Linked DNA regions of Homo sapiens: region 2 is linked to region 1. Evidence: chromatin contacts called from ENCODE Hi-C or POLR2A ChIA-PET data. All regions are on one chromosome and are shown on one strand. Each heading gives the region's core, a stretch centred on a gene start or an enhancer-like site at or near the end of the contact. The rest is flanking DNA. Distances are from core to core; before and after follow the strand shown. Region 1 overlaps LARGE1 (LARGE xylosyl- and glucuronyltransferase 1). Region 2 overlaps LARGE1 (LARGE xylosyl- and glucuronyltransferase 1).

Evidence for each region. A loop is a pair of places that touch in the nucleus more often than their neighbours do. ChIA-PET counts read pairs that join two places held with the same protein, here RNA polymerase II (POLR2A). Pooled maps may share reads with other maps.
Region 2: a loop to region 1 is called in a map of OCI-LY7, with 8 times the contacts of the local background. The contact joins two enhancer-like sites. A Hi-C loop is called at or near these places in 1 of 168 maps with a recorded cell type or tissue (OCI-LY7), 14 of 37 single-sample maps with no recorded cell type and 7 of 50 pooled maps. POLR2A ChIA-PET finds 5 or more read pairs at or near these places in 1 of 52 experiments (activated B cell).

Annotation. Positions count from the first base shown.
Region 1 is chr22:33,567,410-33,570,109 of GRCh38, reverse strand. All of the region lies in intron 5 of LARGE1 (LARGE xylosyl- and glucuronyltransferase 1), which reads left to right. Among named protein-coding and RNA genes, the nearest start is that of MIR4764, 130 kb to the right of the region's middle. RefSeq lists a silencer at 173-467. Within about 2 kb of position 1,434, at least 4 of the 41 ENCODE cell types and tissues checked have a DNase peak (open chromatin) inside an H3K27ac peak, as active enhancers do; they include OCI-LY7, where a contact is called at or near this core.
Region 2 is chr22:33,270,066-33,272,765 of GRCh38, reverse strand. It overlaps LARGE1 (LARGE xylosyl- and glucuronyltransferase 1), which reads left to right. Exons shown (of 15, transcript NM_133642.5): 15 at 1-257. Among named protein-coding and RNA genes, the nearest start is that of LARGE1-AS2, 110 kb to the right of the region's middle. Within about 2 kb of position 1,270, at least 9 of the 41 ENCODE cell types and tissues checked have a DNase peak (open chromatin) inside an H3K27ac peak, as active enhancers do; they include OCI-LY7, where a contact is called at or near this core.

The sequences.
Region 1 (2,700 bases), core at 185-2,684:
AGTTACCTGAGGTCACACAGCTCATTAAAAGTAGAACCAGTTCTATAGCCCAGGCTTCAGGGCTCAACAAACTATGCCTCTTCTGTTGTTCTGTCCTGACCCTGGATTTTAGCAATCATGAACACTTCTGCTCCTAGGTGAGGAAAATATCAGAGAAAAATGAACTCAGGCCTGGCTGACTCCGTAGTCATGCACATTCATCAAACAGTTTTTGAATAATTACTGTGTTGTTACCACAGTCAAAAAGACATCGTCCCTGCCTCAAGGAGTTTCAGTCAAGTGCAGGAGAGGGGCATGGAAAATTGAACCCAGCAGGATAACATGCTGTGCTGGAGGAAGGGAAACAGCTTGCTTCTTGCTTTGGGAGCCCCTAATCCAGCCTGGGGCTGTGGGGGTGGGGGTGGCTGGAAGGCAGTGATTTCTAAGTTGAGACTTGAAAGAGGGGGAGAATGTGGATGGAGGTGGGGGAAGAGTGCTAGATATCATGCCGTCTCTAAGAGGGTGAGCTATTTGTAATAAATGTACCTGCTTCTTACCACTTGTTCTTTCCCCACCACCAAATTTCTTAATTTTCCACCTTTTCCTGGGGCTTTCTTTCTGAATACAAACTCATCCCATTGCCTCCTTTACAACTAATTGAACACTTGGACTTAATTGATTATGTATTAAGTTGGGGACTTGGAGTGACATTCAGGACTGGGCTCATGTTGAGATTAATTTATTCCTGTAGTCTTCCTGTTTTGCAGTGTAACTGAGTGCCTCACATGTGTGTTAAAAATAAAACGGAGAGTCAGGGCAATCTAATTAGACAGCTTAACCCATCACTCTCGTGTTCAGTCTTCACCCAGCTCTCCTGCTTTGATGGTAACCAAAATAGATGAATAAGTTAATCAAAGGTCTGATTAAATAGCACAGCTCTGCAGCATGGACTAATGATTGCCAAGCCTCAGTTCAGGCAGATTGCTAGAGGAGAGAGGAAGCTGAGCTGAGCTCCAAAGGCCAGGGCTTTCATGAGGAAGATGTTTATAAAGCACATGGGAGGGAATTCCTCACTGAGTCCTCGGATCTTAACGGTGATGGCTCACTCTAAAGGAAGGATAATGTAGTTTGGGGAAAGAACACAAACCTTCTCCTGGCAAATTCTGACTCTTAGAGCTTTGCATCTTGCTGGCTGTGGGATTGTAGACAAATCGCCCGCCTTCCTATGCCTGCCTGCCATCCATCATCCATCCATCCATCCATCCATCCATGCATTCATCCATCCATCCATCCATCTGTTCCAGATATGTGTTTTGTACCTATTATATACAAGGCATTGTGCTTATTTTTTTTTTTTTTTTTTTGAGACTGAGTTTCGCTTTTGTTGCCCAGGCTGGAGTGCAATGGTGCGATCTCTGCTCACCGCAACTTCCGCTTCCTAGGTTCAAGTGATTCTCCTGCCTCAGCCTCCCGAGTAGCTGGGATTACAGACATGCACCACCACACCCGGCTAATTTTGTATTTTTAGTAGAGATGGCATTTCTCCCTGTTGTTCAGGCTGGTCTCGAACTCCCAACCTCAGGGGATCCGCCCACCTCAGCCTCCTAAAGTTCTGGGATTACAGGCGTGAGCCACTGCGCCCAGCCAGGGCATTGTGCTTTGATTTTGTTGTTGTTCATTTAATTTGCCCTTGTGTTAACTGTATGACTCGGTTGTGTGAGGTTTTTCCTTCTAGGTCCTCTCTTGCCGTAACCCTCACTTTATGCTCCATGAGGCTGATGCATAAAGCATCTCTAGTCTCGCTTTCGCTCTGGTTTCCGTTAGGGTTGACTGGAGGGCTGCCCTCCCGGGAGACTGGTGGGCAGGAGGGAAGTGAGGTTGAGATGTTTTTTCCTGTTCTGGCTTATGCGTTGCCACAGGTAGGCTGTGTCCCTCTGCTGAAGGTCACTGCCTCAGCCAGGTGGCCTTACTCAAACAGCAATTCTCTCTGGATTCCAGCATCTGCTGGCCTGGGCCCTTTTGGCCTTGGGGTGGTAATGGCCCCAAGTACTCTTCCCCTCCTCAAGTAACTGCACGGTTCTTGTTACTGCCCCTAATTCTGCATATACTTAGATTAAATAGTCCTTTTATTAAATCTTCCTTAGATTCCCCAGGAGAGTGTGCTGTTTCCACCCACACACTGCCTGATAGGATGAAGTAAGTGTAGCAACATGGATGGAGCTGGAGGCCATTATCCTAAGTGAACTAACTCAGAAGCAGAAAATCAAATATCACATGTTCTCACTTACAGATGGAAGCTAAACAACGGGCATACCTGGATACAAAGCTGGAAATAATAGACACTGGGGTCTCCAAAAGAGGGGAGGGTGAGAGCTGTGTGAGGGGTGAGAAATTGCCTGCTGGATACAGTGTTCAACATTCAGGTGACAGGTATACTGGAAGTCCAGTCTCCACCATTACACAGTGTACCCATGTAACAAAAATGCGTGTGTACCCCCAGAATCTAAAATTAAAAATTTTTTAAAAAAGAAATCATGACCTTTATAAATAGCAGAAACTCAGAAAAGCTGAGCAAACCTGTCCAAGGTGACATGGCGATTAAGTGATGATACTAGAATCTAAATCCAGGCATGCCTGAATCTACCACCCAGGGTGTTTTGCTCTCCTGCATACATCCCACAGACCCTTACCTTCATCTGGAAGCACCAAAAGAGGCACTGA
Region 2 (2,700 bases), core at 21-2,520, 300 kb after region 1:
GTAGTCATGTGGGACCCTATAGCAATCCGGTTTGTGAGATCACTCACGATGTTACATGCTCAAGTGGATGTTACACGGAAATTTATACAAGAATTAGGAAAATTACCATTAGGACTAATTTTTGCATAGATCTAGCTAGGCTTATGTATGTATGTAAATATATATGTAGACAGAGCATACAAGTATATAGCCTATATACAAAGCATTTATAAATAAAAAGTGACATATATGTATAAAGCAGAACAAAAATTTTGAAAGTACATGTCAAAGTCCAATTTGTTCAGTGGTGTGCCAGGCCAGCTTCTACATGCTCACAAGGCCTTTTTGGGCATATTTCCAGTTTCCACGTTCAGTGATTCCTCTGTCCCCATCCCCAAGAGCTAGTTGTTAAATATTTACCAGCAGCATATCATTGACTTTCTCTCTCCCCTGTGTACACACAAGCACACACAGACAGATACACAGATACAGAGGCACTCACTAATTTCTCCTCCTTCCCTAGAGAGGACCACTGTTAGGAGATGTACACATACCGATACAGGTTTTGAATTAATCATTACCAGCTACTTGAGCCAAGTGAAAACCTGATGGTAGCACTGGTTCCTCAATGTTAAAAATCCATTTTTAATTCCCTAAAGCCTTTTTATTTTTAAAATTTTGCTTGGCCCCTGACTCATGCCCAGCCACCTTGCTTTCACTTGCATTTTTATGGGCGTAGCTGGTGACCATGTAATTTGTCATCTAAATCGGGTCACTTCTGAGAATGAAAGGTGCTAATTATTTTTACACAATAGGCATAAACTAGAAGATGATGTACCTTCACGTACAGTGAATTTATTAAGGCCAGAAACTGATACTTCACACCAACAGGAGAAAATCCTATTTCCCCAAAGACAGGTGCCTTACACTGTAAGCCAATCTCACTGAAGGCTGGAGCTCAGACATTGGCGGATGCCCAACTTCAACAGAGAGGCTGCCAACCCAATGGAGGCTGAGGTCCGCAGAGCCAGCAGCCTGCATTCCCAGAACTTACACTGGGAGCAGCAGTTCACTGCCAGCCCCAGCTTATGTGTGGGGAGCTGTAGCCATTTGGGCAGAGGTAATTGCAAAAGATGTTGATTTCTTTGCATCAATTCCCTGGGGGGTAAAACAGGCCTTTAAATGTGTCACACAGATGTTTTCATGCTTAAATAAGCCAATACTAATCTTGGCTTTCAGTTGAGAGGAAGGACAAGGTTCCCTCATTTGGTCCCCTTAACAGTCAGTGTGGAGGGGAACTGAGATGTTTTCAGTAACCACTATGTGCAGAAGCCTTTGGCAGGCATGAGTTCACCGAACCCTTGGAGCAAAACTGCAAAGTGGATATTAACATTTCTACTTGGGGAACCTGAATGCATTCTGTGTAATTAAGTAACTCCTCCAAATTCACATGGTTAATATATGGCAGACCTAGAATTTAAATCAAATCCTACTTCTTTGAATCCAAAGGCACATAACCTGCAATGCTACTTCCTTTCCCAATAAGAAGGAAACAGATATGAAACAGTGACAGACAAGAGAATTTGAACCTATGTAGGAAGATTCTTGGATTTCTAGTCTTCTTCCTTCAACATCCATCCAATAACACACACAGTCCAGACAGCAATCTCCTAAAATATGCCAAATCTTGCTATGCTCATGGACTTCCTGAAAATTAATTTGAAATAGACCTGGGTGATCTATAATCATATTCAGACAGCTGGGTTCCACTCTAGGGGATAGTAATTGATTCTCTGAATGCTTCTCCTGGGTTGTTTCTTAGATTACATGGCTCAGGTAGAGACACTAAGTTTTAAGCTCTCCCTTGTACCCTGACTTAGCATGCTGCTTCAGAGTGATCTCTCTGAATGTGTTGAGCTGATTTACAGAGCACATATTTGCTGAGTTGACTAATAGCCTCTTTGTGCCCCATCATGAAAGGACAGACCCTACTTTAATTCTGTTCCTTTCAAAGACTCTACTGTCTTTGAGTTAAGGCTTCATTTGTGGTCACCAGGCCTTTAGGGAGCTCTGTGTTAGTGAAAGAAATGTGATTCAAATCCCCTCTCAGACACAGCTCCTTCACACTCTTGGTAGAGATAATAAGAACTACCCTTTATTGAACCAAGACTTCTATGGTAGTTGGCAATGATGGATCCTCACAGCTATGTTATAAAATAAGGGAGGTATTATTATCCCCATTATTTAGCTAATAAAACTAGCTCCCAGAGAAATTAATGTGACTTGCCCAAGACCACACAGGCTGCTAATGGAATGCCAGAATTTGAACCAAAATCTGGCTGGCTTCAAAAACCCCTGTCTTTCCACTAAAATGTGCTACTGCCTTCCCATACAATACTGAAATCAGCTTAGCTGCGAGGCTTGTACAGTCGTATCTTCATGTACTTCATATACTTCGTTTTCCTCATTTTTTTTAACCCTAAGGGTTTATTATTCAGCTTAGTGCCATTCAAGTTTATGAAATGTCACTTATCTGCCATATGCATTCTAAGAGGTTTCAGACCCATAGGATCTAATGTCGGATATACCATGATCTTTGTTTCCATTCATTTAACAAAACTCCTTTTAAGAAGTGTCCTTTAATTTCAAGAAATAACTGGTGATATCCAAAAGGAGGTAATGGGGGTGCCACAAAAATGTGGGGTTTCTGACTGTGAATAT